2 separate regions of the Homo sapiens genome follow, and region 2 is linked to region 1. The links are chromatin loops, found by intact Hi-C in ENCODE. Cell type or tissue: heart right ventricle. All regions are shown on one strand. Links, peaks and the distances in the headings refer to the core of each region. The heading gives the core; the rest is flanking DNA. Region 1 overlaps PRICKLE1 (prickle planar cell polarity protein 1). Region 2 overlaps GXYLT1 (glucoside xylosyltransferase 1).

Region 1 (7,695 bases), core at 822-5,821:
CTCATATGCTTGGCTTAAAGCATGATGTTTTGGCAGACCACATTCAACCATGGTTAGGTATCCTCAGGAAGACCTTCAGCCATGACCCAGAGCAGAAGGAATGGCCAGGCTCCCTTCTTCCTTCTGTGCTACAAAAGTAAATACCATATAGTGTTTTAAATGCCTAAGGAAGGGTTATTTGTGAGGTCATATATATATATATATATATATATATATATATATATATATATATATATATACACACACACACACACACATATATACGTATATACATATATACACATATATACATATGTATATACATATATATAATATGTGTATATATATATATTTTGTTTTGTTTTGTTTTGAGACAGAGTTTTGCTCTTGTTGCCCAGGCTAGAGTGCAATGGTGTGATCTCGGCTCACCGCAACCTCTGCCTCCTGGCTTCAAGTGATTCTCCTGCCTCAGCCTCTCGAGTAGCTGGGATTACAGGTGTGCACCACCACACCTGGATAATTTTGTATTTTTAGTAGAGACGGGGTTTCTCCATGTTGGTCAGGTTGGTCTCAAACTCCCAACCTCAGGTGATCCACCCGCCTTGGCCTCCCAAAGTGCTGGGATTACATGCGTGAGCTACTGCGCCTGGCCACGTCTTTATAATTTTTAGTGTAACTTTTTACAAGCGTAAGAACTGTGTTTAGCTGCCACTGCTTTACCCGACTGATATACTTAAGAATAGACTCTCAGGATCTCTTGGCAAGTACAAGCAATCTTTAAAAATAAGAAAGAAGTCAGGTGCCATGGCTCACGCCTGTAATCCCAGCACTTTGGGAGGCCGAGGCAGGAGGATATTTTGAGTCCAGGAGTTTGAGACCAGCCTGGGCAACATAGGGAGACCCCATCTCTACAAAAAACAAAAACAAAAAACTTTGGTGTGGTGGCACATGCCCGTGGTCCCACCTACTTGGGAAGCTGAGGTAGGAGGATTGTTTGGACCTGGGAGGTAGACAGGCTGCAATAAGCCATGATTGTGCCACTGCACTCCAGCCTGGGTGACAGATAAATAGGAAAAAGAAAAATCTAAATTGAAGTTTTCGTGTTATCAGGTAAATAAGTTGCTAGAAGCCAGGTGCCGTGGCTCACGCCTGTAATCCCAGCACTTTGGGAGGCCAAAGCGGGCAGATCCCCTGAGGTCAGGAGTTTGAGACCAGTCTGACCAACATGGAGAAACCCCGTCTCTACTAAAAATACAAAATTAGCCAGGTGCAGTGGCTCACGCCTGTAATCCCAGCACTTTGAGAGGCCGAAGTGGGCAGATCACCTAAGGTCAGGAGTTCAAGACCAGCCTGACCAACATGGAGAAACCCCGTCTCTACTAAAAATATGAAATTAGCTGGGTGTGGTGGCACATGCCTGTAATCCCAGCTACTTGGGAGACTGAGGCAGGAGAATCTCTTGAACCTGGGAGGCAGAGGTTGCGGTGAGCCAAGATGGCGCCATTGCATTCCAGCCTGGGTAACAAGAGCAAAACTCAAAAAAAAAAAAGAAAAAAGAAAAAAGAAGTTGCTAGTGATGATGTAGCAACTCTTAGCACAGCCTGGTCCCAGTGGAGGCCATGCCATATAACTTTTTTTTTTTTTTTTTTTGAGACGGAGTTTTGCTCTTGTCACCCAGGCTGGAGTGCAATGGTGCGATCTTGGCTCACTGCAACTTCCGGTTCAAGCAATTCTCCTCCCTCAGCCTCCTGAGTAGCTGATATTACAGGGACATACCACCACGCCCAGCTGACTTTTATATTTTTAGTAGATTTGGGGTTTCACTAGGTTGGCCATGCTGGTCTTGAACTCCTGACCTCAGGTGGTCTGCCCCCGCCCCCCCCCAGCCTCCCAAATGCTGGGATTACAGGTGTGAGCGACTGCACCCAGCCAACATTTTTTTAATGTTTGTGTTTTGATGAGCTCTGAGAACTTGCGAGTGAATGGTTTTGTCATTTTAAGTATTCTCTGATATAAAGGAAAAAGAAAAACTTTCGTCAGTGAATAAACTCTGAACCAAGTGCTCATGAGGCCATTGAATTTTTACAATCCTTTTTGACTGTATATCCTTAAAATGCCTTCCGTGGGTAAAGTGGACTACCTTCCAGTTGTGTCATTTTGTGTGTCTGCAGCGCAGGTAGCTTGGCTGATTCACCAAAGAAAAAGGAATTGGCTCCATCAGCACTCCCCCCCTGGAGGCAGTGTGGGGTTGCAGGGGTTTAGGATCACAGCCAAGACCGGTCCTAAGACCACTTACTGACCTTGGGCAATTGACCCTGAGGGACATTGCTCTGAGGCCCAGTTTCCCCATCTGTTAAATGAGACACCACTTACCGTGGGTTGCTTGATGCAGTGATTAAATGCCGTAACACTAATGGTACCAGCCAGGCATGGAGAAGTAAGTTAGCCATCTGCTAAAAAATGAAACAGAAAGCCATGCCTGTAATGAAAAGGGTATTGTCACTCATGTCCTTCAGTTGGACTCTTTACTTTGTGCATGAATGACAGTCAATCCTCAGTGTAATTTGTTGAAAGGCTGGAATGAACTTGTGGGAATTGTAAGATTGAGATGTGGCCAGAACTTCCAGGTGATTGGGAGGAGGGGATGGTGGGATGGTGGCATGTAGTGCTAACGTTGATTTACCTTGATTAGGATAGTAATTTACTGCACATTTTTCACAAAAAGGCTAATCAGGGAGTACAGCTGTAAAAGTAATTCACATCTTCGGCAATCTGTATCTTTGTGCTGGCTTGGAAAATCCATGGCTTGTCTTAATTTGTGATGTTTTCTCTTGTTTTATAATCCAGTGACATTTAATTTTTAGGTTCTATTTAATATTTATGTTCTTTGTAAATCTGCAGAGCAAATACCTTAGTGTCTCCCTGCTTAGCCTGATTTAGCAGGGGGCAGATGTTCATATTTCATGATTTGGGTTAAATTTCATTGAAGGCACTCATTCTCCTGGTAGGAGTTTTAGAGTTACTAATTAAATTCTTAACCTCTGGTTCTCTTCCTTTGACATGTGGGAGTGGTTTTTTCAAAATATCCAAGACATTTTCTGACTCATTAACACATCCTTTTTTATTGAGGAGTCAGAGGAATACGCCTATGTTTAGAAAGCCTTTCCTTAGTCAAGACATGAATGAGTCGCACCTGTGTGAAATGATGCCTTGTTTAAAAGGTCATAACCTCCCAATGGTAGTGTAGGAAATGAGGTCATCTTCACTTCTTGTTCAGGGTGAATGAAAGTTAAATTTATTAGTTGGAATAATATATGTGTGGCATTGCTCCTACTGCTAATAAAGATTGTAGCTATGAGGTGCTTGCCCTTCATTTATGAACTGTTACAATGTTAATTTTCTCAATGTCCTATCATTTATAAAAGAAAAACCATAAATTTTAATCAAGTTTTATTTTATTTTATTTTTTTCGAGACGGAGTCTCGCTCTGTCGCCCAGGCTGGAGTCCAGGGGTGCAATCTCAGCTCACTGCAACCTCCGCCTCCCGGTTTCAAGCGATTCTCCTGCCTCAGCCTCCCGAGTAGCTGGGATTACAGGCACCCACCACCACGCCTGGCTAATTTTTGTGTTTTTAGTAGAGACGGGGTTTCACCATGTTGGCCAGGCTGAGCTCAAACTCCTGACCTTGTGATCCATCTGCCTCAGCCTCCCAAAGTGCTGGGATTACAGGTGTGAGCTACCACGCCCGGCCAATAATCAAAGGTTTTAATAGGTAGTATTTTCCAACACTCAGTATTTAGAGTTGAATTGAGATAGTCACTGAAAAATGACTTAGTCTCAGGCTGAAAGTGTATGGCTTTTCACTGCCTTTTACACTTGTTTAAGCAAATGAGAACTTTTTTTTTTTTTTTGACATCCTTCCTGAGATGGAAGAATGTTTATTGAGGCAGAAGAATTTTTGGAAGTCTGACATGTCAGTGTGTATGTGTGACTAGACTCTGGCTTTTAGCCATATGACCTTGGACAAGTCTCTTGACTTTCCTGAATCTTGTTTTCTCTAAAATCATTGGGTCGGGATAATTATCTATAATTTTCTTTCTTTACATCATTTTTTTGTGGGTGAAAGGCCCAGGTATAAAAAAGCTCCATCTCTCCATCTGGTTCTGAAAGTTCTGCTATTATTATTTTTTTCTTTGTGCCCTGGGATGAGGGATGATTTTAATAATCAGAAGATACAAAGAACATAAATGGTGATAGCAAAGTTCCTGGGTTCTAGGGCAGGGAATGTTGTCTTGACACTTTTATAGCCCTTCATCCAAGGAGGCTTTTTATTCAGAGGAGGATTTACATCTTACTCTGCCCATAGCAGGCTGATGACATTTCACACATACTAGGCACTGACTGCATAACTTTTCAGCGAATGCCTGCTTATGATGCAATTAAACATTAACAGTCACCAAGCTGGATTTTATTTTCACATAGTACTGTATTCAGTGACTGTTTGTTGAAGGAACTCACTGATGAATGTCTGACTGACTTTAGCCCTTAGTAAAGGCTTGAGGATTTAATGTGCAGTATAAGGATTTAATTGTGCTATTTCTATTTTGTGTGTAAACTCAGTTTAGTGTCTTACAAAACATAATTAGAAATCTGAAACCTAAGCAGTTTGGCTGAGTGGACCCACTCTCAGGAGGCAGCACTGCCTCAGTTGGAAAAATTGCTTAGGAAATACAGGGGTGCCGAGTGGGGTCTTGAGCCATTTTTCCTGGGGCATAGTAGTGGGCAAGGCAGGTAGCCTGACCCCGACACTTCTTTCTACAACTTACAGTATGTCACAAGGATTTGTGGGCAAGTTAGAAAGTCAACACATCAACTTTCTTGAGAACTTTTCTAAGGAATCGACTGTAGAGAGGCACCTTTTAAAGGCTCCTGGAAATAAACTAGCTTTGGTGGCATGTTCTGAAATTCTGAGCTGGCAAAGAGACTACTACCAAATTATATAGCTCTAAATTTTAAATTTCAGGGGGCCTGGGGCCTGGGGGTGGTGACAGTAGTAATTTGGTTACTTTCTCTGGGCCCAGCTGTCTGTTAACAGCATTCAATAAAAGCTCTGGGTCGGGGGTAAGAGAAATGCATTCAGGTTTTAGATGTCTTTGTTTTTTCTTATATTGTTCACAGCAGCCATTGTTTGATGTCCTGTGACTGAGAAACCAGGCTTTAAACTTTATGCCTTTGGAGATGGAGCCCAAGATGAGCAAACTGGCCTTTGGCTGTCAGAGAAGTTCCACATCAGATGATGACTCTGGCTGTGCATTGGAGGAGTACGCCTGGGTCCCCCCGGGCCTGAGACCAGAGCAGGTAGGAACTTCATCATCCTATATTTACTCTTTGTTTTTCAGTGTGAGTTCAGACTTTAGAACATTATTTTGTAAATGGATAGAACATCACTGAGATGCTGGAATACCACCCTCCTCAGTCCTTATTCTTCTTTGTATGGCTTTGAAGTTTTACTTTTGAAGGTCATATTTAGTTTCTCAATGGAAGTTTCCAATCTCGTCGTACCCATGGTTCCAGAAGCCTCATAAGGATCCCATTTTTGCTCTAATGAATGAAATCCAGAGTACTACATATGCATTGGTTATGTGTATTTCGGATGAATCCCTCTTGAGAGTGAGAGGAATTTCCCTTTTAAAAAACTTCTGTGACAACAAAAAGGCAATAAAAGAAAAGAGAAAAGTTTCCATGCCAGTTCTCAGCAATGCTTTTGCTTTGGAAGCGAGATAGTGAGCTATCAGAAACCCTCTGAAGTGTTACTGCTTAGACGTTTGACCTTTGATAACTTTGCATATAAAAGAGCCTGTCACTTACACCACAGGGATTGGAAAAAAAATTAAAGAGTTAATTTTATGCTTTGTTTGTATTGTTATTTTAGGGAAGATGAGAACATTCCATATGCCTATTTAATTTTCCCAATATCTTTACAATGATTAACTTGTTGAAAATCACTGGCGATATTATTAAAAGAGCAGAGGCATCATTTGAAAATAAAGTTGACAGTGGGGTATGTGGTTGCTTTGCTTCTGATGTTAGGGTTCTGTTTCCTGTAGGGTGGGACGTTTTATGAGAATAGGGTATCCTTATTTATCCATGGCATAGCACAGTACCTGGCACGCATGTAGCTGATATTCAGTAAGTGTTTATAACTGTAAAAAGCTTCTAGAGCTGATAGAATGGGGAGAGGGTGGAGTGCTGGTGAAGCAGTTAGAAAAGCAATATTTTGACAAACTACTTAGAGAGAATCCCTTCTTACAACTTAGAGTGGGTAGGTTTTGTGTGGTACTAAGGTATTGAAGTAGACAGGCCCTAAATTCCTGTCTCCTGTCTTTTTTTTCTTTTATTCCTTCTCAGCTCTGCAGTATCCTTTGCAGTACTCATTAAGGGATGTTCCTTTAAAGACATCAGAAAAACAAACAAGCAGAAATTAAGTTTTCCTTTCAGAGTGAGCAAAGTACAGCTCAATGTGGCTTCTCTCCAGTTTGCCTGGGGAGGCTGACTTCAGGTATTCAGAAAATAGCACTCATGGAAGCAAAGAAAGCTGATGTTTGAGAGAACCTGATAAAGAAGAGTTTACAACATTTAGCAAAACAGCCTTTGTCTTTGTGTTGTGTAAAATTCAGAGAGCAAATTAAATGTGTTCGTGTAGTGGCTGGATTTTGGACCATTTCACACAGTCTGTGTAGTAATTTGCAGGATTCACCCAGGACTCTCTCTCTTGCTGATCTCTTGTCTGACCCCTTGGAAGACTGGCTGAGGAGGAGTAGTCTTTTTTTTTTTTTTGAGACGGATTCTTGCTCTGTCACTCAGGCTGGAGTGCAGTGGCGCGATCTTGGGTGACTGCAACCTCTGCCTCCCAGGTTCAAGCGATTCTCCTGCCTCAGCCTCCCGAGTAGCTAGGATTACAGGCGTGCATCACCACGCCCAGCTAATTTTTGTAGTTTTAGTAGAGACAGGGTTTCACCGTGTTGGTCAGGCTGGTCTCGAACTCCTGACCTCAGGTGATCCACCAGCCTCAGCCTCCCAGAGTGCTGGGATTACAGGCGTGAGCCACACCACCGGGAAGAGTGGTCTTAAATGTGCATATTTTATGGTGCATAATTTATGATGTCCCTAATTGTCACTACAAATTACATTCCTGAAGAGCAATTTAGCAGCTGGGTGCTAGTTATCTGAAGGTTTGCAGTTCTGCTGAGTTGGCTCAGCTGGTCTTCTCATTAGCTACAAGAGGCCAAACCCTGTACCTAGGGAAAGGTAACTTTTAAAGATTAAGTGAGCTGAGATGCTCAGTTCTGTATGTTGATGCCATTCTCACTGTCTCTTTTGCAGATCCAGCTCTATTTTGCTTGCTTACCAGAGGAAAAAGTTCCTTACGTTAACAGCCCCGGAGAGAAGCATCGGATTAAACAGCTTTTGTACCAGTTACCACCACATGATAATGAGGTAAAATAGCAGGAAGAAGGCTAATTAGAAAAAAGAAGAAAAAATGCATGAGAAGCATTGAGATGCTGCTCATAAACCCCAACTCCTCACTGGCGAGGGCTCCCTTTTGCCTTTCTTTAGTTAAAATTTGGCCAGAGAATACAGCTTTCCATTCTTTGAGAGAAAGAGAGAAAAGAGTATCAGTGTAATAAACTTAACACAAGTTGGTTTTTATAGTGT
Region 2 (7,695 bases), core at 1,467-6,466, 350 kb after region 1:
TACTTGGTTGGTTGGTTGGTTGGTTTTTTGAGACAGAGTCTTTCTCTGTCACCCATGCTGGAGTGCAATGGAATGATCTTGGCTCACTGAAACCTCCGCCTCCTGGGTTCAAGCGATTCTCCTGCCTCAGCCTCCTGAGTAGCTGGGATTACAGGCAACCGCCACCACACCTGACTGATTTTTTTTATTAGAGATGGGGCTTCACCATGTTGGCCAGGCCATTCTCAAACTCCTGACCTCAAGTGATCCGCCTACCTTGGCCTCCCAAAGTGCTGGGATTAGAGGCATGAACCACTGCGTGCAGCAGATCCTACTTATTAATAGAAGTGTCAGATGTGTGATCATCCTTAATCCACCATACTTGGCACCTAGTTTGGTACTAGCAGAAGTGTAGGGCTCTTGGTGTGGCTCAAAGCTTCACAAAATTTAAACTCGTTACTGAGTTGTTCAATATGTTGGTCTTGTTGAATTTAATTCTCATGTCTGTGGCTTCGTCATCTTGCATCAACTTAAAAAAAAAAACAAAACAAAAACATTGCCCCCAAATACAGTTTAATTGTAATACTGCAAGAGGGTCTTTTGAGTTAGAAGCTCCCTGGTGGATATTTCCTGAGAACAGGGAGTTTGAGGTGTGCTCTCTAGCTCACGTGGGCGTTTTCTTGAGACTAACGAAGATCAAGTAGTTTCAGCAACTTCTGCATGTTGGCAACATACACGTTAACTTTTCTAGTCAAATATTTGTAGGAAGATATTTTTGAAATATGGGGTAGTAAAGATACGAAAATGTTAATAGTGGTGGGTAATTTGTTTCTTAGGCTTTAAAAAATTTTCTAAACGGTACTTAATAAAATGTATTGATTGAAGTATTCGTAGAAACACAAATTTTCAAAATTTAATCATTTTTAAGTTGGAGTAAACAGGATTATCATAAGAGAAATGATCAGTACTGCGATAAAAAAATTTCAAGCTGACTCTAGTTATTCCTTGATACACAATGTTTCTCATTCAGGTCTGATTTTAAGACTTATCTGCGGATATTGGTGAAAAATTCAGCTTTTTAGGCCACTTCTCTGGGGAGTCTTGATTAACTGGGTATGGGATAGGATCCTATATCTGTATTTTTAACAAGTGACCTGAGGACCAGGCAGGTTTGGAAAACAACACATAACTGATTTGTTTTGTAACTTAAAGTACAAGTTGAGGCTGCAAATGGTATTGTTAAATATATATAATTTTAATTAATTTTATAGAAAAATTGAATTTGTTTTTGAGATTTCTATTTCCATGTTTCACTGTTGTAGAGTTTGACAGGGGATATGGAATAACCTGATTAGTTATCGTCTTCGTAGAACAAAGGTACACATTAGGTGTTGATTGTAAATAAATTGTGCATTTGTTGAAATAAAGCTGTGCTATCATCTGTATCTGAAAGACGGAGATCATACCTACCTTAAAACGTTTCTAGTGAGTCTAAATGGGTGTGAAAGTGCTTGAATCTGAAAATAACTCTGTTAGTTGTTATTACCATCAATGAGTCTGACTGTGTGGTATGAAATCAAAGACTTAAGAAAATACATAGCCATGCCTGAGAGGGTACAAACACAGATTTTCTAATCAAGTCATAAGTTTTACCGATACATACACATTTTCTTCTCTTTCTGGTTCAGCCTTTTAAATGAAGATATGTAGCCTTTTGTGCTATGCTAGAATGTGGTGTCCCTTTAGAGGAAAACAAAGTTATAATGTAACTTTTTTCTGTTGGTTAAGAAATTCCAACCTTGTTCTTTATGCAGTAGTATACACAATTACTTAGGCAGCATTTTAAAAACCACCAGTGCCAGACCGTTTCTAGAGATTCTGATTTAATAGGTCTTGTGTGGCACCCTCTACCAGGGCTAAGAACCCCTGCCTTAGACTGTTGCCATTTGTGAGAGATGTGATCAGATTTTTGCAAATCAGAAATTTCATAGACCATTTGATATAAGCACAGTAACTCATAATTGAATTCATAATGAGAGAAAACAAAGCTGCATAGTGATGAGATAATGAAGTGACCTGGTTTAGTGACTCACCCTGACTTCATACATACTTTAGTACCCAGTGACTTTTAGACTATTATTTTGAAAAGAAATCACGATGAAAAACAATTTTTTTGTAATGTAAGGTGTTTTCTTTTTTCCGTTTTGGCTCCAACATGCAACCTAACAAGAAAGACCAGACTTGATCTTCCATTTTAGCTTGTATAATATGGAACTGAGATTATGTAGATAATGATACTAGGCTGTGAATATCAGCATGATTTTCGGGTTTTTTTGGGGCAGGGAGGGTGGTTAAAAATTTTTTTTGTTTTTGTTTGAGACAGAGTCTCTTTTGCTGTGTTCAGCCAGGCTGGGGTGCAGTAGCACAGTCACAGCTTATTGCAACATCAAACTCCTGGGCTCATGCCATCCTCCCACCACAGCCTCCTGAGTAGCTGGGACTTAAGGTAAATGCCACCATGTCCAGCTAATTTTTTATTTTTAGAGACGGAGTCTTGTTATGTTGACCATGCTAATCTTGAACTCCTAGCCTCAAGCAGTCTACCTACCTCAGCCTCCCAAAGTGCTGGGATTATAGATGTGAGCCACTGTGCCTGTCTGTGTATGTGTGTATGCATGTGTGTATATGTATGTATATATACACACAGCAGTGGGGTTGCTGGATCATATGGTAGTTCTATTTTCAGTTTTTTGAGGAATCTCTATATACTGTTTTTTTTTATAGTGACTGTAGTAATGTATGTTCCTACCAGCAGTGTATGAGTGTTTCCTTTTCTCTTCATACCTTTGCCAGGATTTGTTTTTTGCCTTTTTGATAATAACCATTTTAACTGGGTGAGATGTTCTCTCATTGTGGTTTTAATGTGCGTTTCCCTGATGATTAGTGATATTGACCATTTTCATATACATCTTGGCTGTTATGTTTTATTTTTCAGTTTAAAACACCATACAAGTAGTTTGGATTGAGGATTAATTTAAAAGCATTTAAAGATCTTCTTTTCCCTTTCTGCCAGTATTGGTGGCATTTTTATTATGTTTGAGGATAAGCAAATATTTTGTTTGTCCCAAAGGGATTTTGTTCTAGGGGTATATGTGTAGCCTGTGAAGAAAATTTTAGAAGACATATTTGTCTGTGTTATCTGAGGAGGGGATTTTATCAGGAGACTCTCCGACGGAAACACTGTTTCCCAATCTATAGTATAGTCTACCTTCAGGGTTTTAAAGTTCTATTTAAAATAATGGTGCCCTAAGTAAGGGAGAAATCAGTTTTCCAAAATCTTTATCATAGCAATTTGGATTTATAATTTTATTTGCTTTAAAATAGAACAGTAAGTTATCGTGTTACTGAGTAAATTCCTTGTTAGTTCCAAACCAAAATACTCACACAGGACTCTTATTTCTGTCTTACTCTGTTAGGTGTAAAGATTTCTCTCTGTGTTACTGGAATCCCTATTGGATGCTGCCCTCTGATGTTTGTGGAATGAACTGCTTTTGGGAAGCGGCTTTTAGGTAGGCACTTAATATTTAATTGGTAGATCAGTGTAGATAAGGTTAGATAGTTGATAATAAAACCTTTGTAATAGGATGTAAGAATGTTTCTTATGATATTATACAAATAATTTATTTTCTTATTGGGTTTTCTATTTTTCCCATTTTGTAGTTGTTATTGCTATTTTTTAGTACATACTGTGTATAAATGCTTTAAATTTTCTTAGATGTTATTAAGACAAACCACTGTTCTTAAGAGAATTTATGATCTAACTTTTGGTAACAGTTGATAAAGTGATAAACTAGGATAAAAATAGGCTTCTACTGACGTTTACAGATATATCTATATATATAAAATATGGCATTTATCTAAAAGCTTGTGTACTATAGTGGATGGGGACAACTGGAGAAGGATTATATTCGTTATTAGTAGAGAGATTGAATACTGGGAATAGGAGGATAAAGATAAGTATTTAATGGAGGAGCAGATGGAGGAGCAGCTCCTGGCTACTTCTTCCTTTAATGTTTATTGACCTTTTAAGTTACTGACTAGTTCGGCTTTATTCACTTCTCTGGATAATGAAGGTATTGGGTACTCTGACCTCTTAGGTCCCTTCCTGCTCTAATCTAGAATGAAAGAAACAGGTATTGATAAGAATACGATAAGGCAGTGACTCTCAGACTATCTCCCTGATACAGTGGCAGAGGAGAGTGGGGCAAAGGTTTGAAATGCTCTTCCCAAGAGTAAAATTCCTTAGAAGAGTATCTATTTACTGCGTCTTTATGATTCATTTAAATAGTCTAGGTTGGGTATGGTGGCTCACGCCTGTAATCTCAGCATTTTGGGAGGCTGAGGCGGGAGTATTGCTTGAGCCCGGGAGTTCAAGACCAGCCTGGGCAACAAAAGCAAGACCCTGTCTCTACAAATTTTTTTTTTAAATTACCCAGGCATGGTGGCATGCGCTGGCTTGGGTGGGAGGATTGCTTGAGCCGTGGAGGTTGAGGTTGCAGTGAGCTGTGATGACGCCACTGCTCTTCAGCCCAGAGCAAGACCCTGTCTCAAAAAAACAAATAAAATAAATATTAATTCTACTCATTATATTTGCCACACGCTGTGCTAGGTGGTAAGCACTGGACTCTTGGGTCAGGTTAATTGTGGCTCCATCCTTTTGGAGCTTACGTTCTGATGGGAGTTTCACACTAGTAAACCTGAAATTACAATAGAGTGTGACAAGTTGTTGCTATGATGAGTCATCTTAAAGCATCAGGGAAGACTTGGAGGGAGTGACCAGATGATGATCTGGAAATTAGCTAGTTTCAAGGACAGGAGGTGAAGTGTTTGAGATAGGAAGAACTTCATTTTTAAAAACTTTTAATTAAAAAATTTATTTTTAATTGACAATAATTCTATGTATTTATGGGGCATAAAGCGATGTTTTGGTGTCTGTATATATTGTGGACTGATTATATCAAGCTCATTAACATGTTTATCATCTTACATATTTATCTTTTTTTTGTAATGGGCACATTTAAAACCTATTCTCTTCGCAGTTTTGAAATAAACATAATTATCTGTAGACACCTTGCTGTGCAGTAGATCTTGAGAACTTATTCCTTCTGACTGGAAGTTTGTATTGTATTCTTTGGTCAACATCTTTCCATCACATACTCTCTCCCACCCCTTCACCTCCAGTGCCTGGTAACCACCATTCTCCTCTCTGTAAGAACTGCATTGTAAGTATCTATTAATTGTACATATTTGTAAATTCTTGCATTCTCAATACAGTATGCATCCCATGAAGAACTGGTGGGGAATAGGTTCAAATCAGATAGTTTAGTTATATCCTGTTGCTGTGGAAGAGATTGGGTGATTGAAATTTTAATATGAGCCAAGTAATATTCCAGCTTTTAAAAATTAACTTTTAAAGATAATCTAACCTTTCAGTTTGGTTATACTTTTGGATAATTGAAGTTTTGTATGTTTTCATTCTTACGAATATTTGCAAATGAATATAGTATTGACAAGAACCACTTTGCCTTGCCACATAATTCCACTAGCTTGAAGCTGGGTAAACTTGAAAAGTTCAGCATACTCTGATTTATACAACCCAGACCCTTTTGTAAATTACAGCGTGAGTAATAATAATCTTTCCTCCTTACTGACTGCAGGAGTGTCCCAGGGAAATTTACCTAGTCGGAATCCTGGACTCTCTGCTTACCATTCCTTTTGTTTTGGCTCCTCTAACTCATTTTCCTAATGCTCCCAAGTATTCCGTGGAATAAATCATATGTGGATGGATACATAATGTTGTAAGCCTTGTGCCTGTAACCTAAATTTGAGACTTCAGAAGTTATATGCCTTTCCTCTGTTATACTTTCTACCCGTAATATTGCATCCATTATATCATGCTATTACATTTAAAAAAAGCAAACATTTTGTGTCATATAATTATGTAAAAATTTCTCAAACTTAGTTTCTTATTTAGAACTAACGATTCCCTCACATTTAATCACCCTATTTCAAATATGCATACAAGCCCAAATGCCATACAACTGCCAAATCATTCTTGCCCTCCATCTCAGTATCTACTTTAATACTGGTAAAGCTTCTTTGGAATTCCCCTTTACTACCACTTTTGATGTCACATTCTGCCTGGCACCAGGGGGCCCTTAGTTGGGTACCTTACTTTCCCAACTTGAATTATTTGTATAACTTTGATCAAATATTATTTGGGTGATCATATTCTCCCAATTAATTTATTATACAGTGAACATAATATAAAAACTAAAATGGCCTCAACTCCTATTACAAGTGTTTTCATCATTCATATCATCATATGCTTTTACATAGTTGTGATTCTGGTGTAGACTAATCTTGAATTTTTTTTTTTTTTTTTTTCTTGAGACAGGGTTTCACTGTCTCCCAGGCTGGAGTGCAGTGGCATGATCTTGGCTCACTGCAACCGCTGCCTCCTGGGCTCAAGCGATTCTCCTGCCTCAGTCTCCTGAGCTGGGACTACAGGCATCTGCCACTGCGCCCAGCTGTTTTTGTAGAGAGGGGGTTTCACCATGTTGCTCAGGCTGTTCTCAAACTCCTGAGCTCAGGTGATCTGGCCGCCTCGGCCTCCCAAAATACTGGAATTACAGGCATGAGCCACCGCCCCCGGCCTAATCTTGAATCCTGAGCTTAAAATTTTAATACTTTTCAGTGTAGTATGGTCTTCATATTTCTCATGTCAATGGCAACACACTATTCCATTGCCTCTCAAAGTGCTGGAATTATAGACATGAGCCACTGTGCCTGGCTTTATGTCTTTAAAACAAAATCAAAAATCCCTGCAACAGTTTGTTTTCAATCCTCTCTTTCCCTTCATCAGCAAGCTTCTTTTGAGTACCTCCCTACTGGCTGGAGGGGTGTGGCTCACGCCTGTAATCCCAGCACTTTAGGAGGCCAAGGCGTGCCGATCGCCTGAGGTCAGGAGTTCGAGAGCCAGCCTGGCCAACATGGTGAAACCCCGTCTCAACTAAAAATACAAAAATTAGCCAGGCATGGTGGCGCGCAACTTTAGTTCAAGCTACTTGGGAGACTGAGGCACGAGAATCGCTTGAACCCGGGAGGGAGAGGTTGCAGTGAACCAATACCACACCGCTGCACTCCAGCCTGAGTGACAGAGTGAGACTCTGTCTCAAAAAAAAAAAAAAAAAAGTTCCTACTGGTTTTGCTTCTGGGTTTTGTTTGGTTTGTTTGTTTTTTTGAGATAGTCTCACTTTGTCGCCCAGGCTGGCGTGCAGTAGCACCACCAGGGCTCACTGCTGCCTGGACCTCCTGGGCTCAAGTGATCCTCCTGCCTGAGTCCTCTAAGTAGCTGGGACTACAGGTGCATGCCACCATAGCCAAATAATTTTTTTTTTTAATATTAGTGAAGACAAGGTCTCGCTGTCTCGCTATGTTGCCCAGGCTGGTCATGAACAACTGAGCTCAAGTGATCCTGCTGCCTTGGCTTCCCAAAGTGCTGGGATTACAGGCATGAGCTACTGTGCTCAGCCTTGGTTTTACTTCTTTTAATAAAAAGAACTTCACACCTCAGCTGTCTGCCACCTGACTCTTACTGTCATCACCCCACCTCTGAATTATTGTTCTGGGGCTTAATTTTATTTCTCTTACCCA

The links. A loop is a pair of places that touch in the nucleus more often than their neighbours do. Peaks named below come from ENCODE experiments on the same cell type or tissue, not always from the same donor. Only the 100,000 strongest peaks of a DNase experiment are listed, where the experiment ranks them.
Region 2: it touches region 1 in a loop (3-fold over the local background); 16 of 110 quality-filtered maps call a loop at or near these places.

Annotation. Positions count from the first base shown.
Region 1 is chr12:42,470,027-42,477,721 of GRCh38, reverse strand. It overlaps PRICKLE1 (prickle planar cell polarity protein 1), which reads left to right. Exons shown (of 8, transcript NM_153026.3): 2 at 5,158-5,337; 3 at 7,363-7,476. The coding sequence starts at 5,206. Among named protein-coding and RNA genes, the nearest start is that of PRICKLE1, 120 kb to the left of the region's middle. RefSeq lists an enhancer at 2,312-2,381. In heart right ventricle, for the core only: no CTCF peak of the experiment used is centred there; no DNase peak of the experiment used is centred there; H3K27ac peaks cover 2,538 bases.
Region 2 is chr12:42,125,612-42,133,306 of GRCh38, reverse strand. It overlaps GXYLT1 (glucoside xylosyltransferase 1), which reads left to right. Exons shown (of 8, transcript NM_173601.2): 2 at 3,456-3,548. Among named protein-coding and RNA genes, the nearest start is that of GXYLT1, 15 kb to the left of the region's middle. In heart right ventricle, for the core only: CTCF peaks have their summits at 3,302 and 3,506 (motif pointing left); a DNase peak (open chromatin) is centred at 2,440.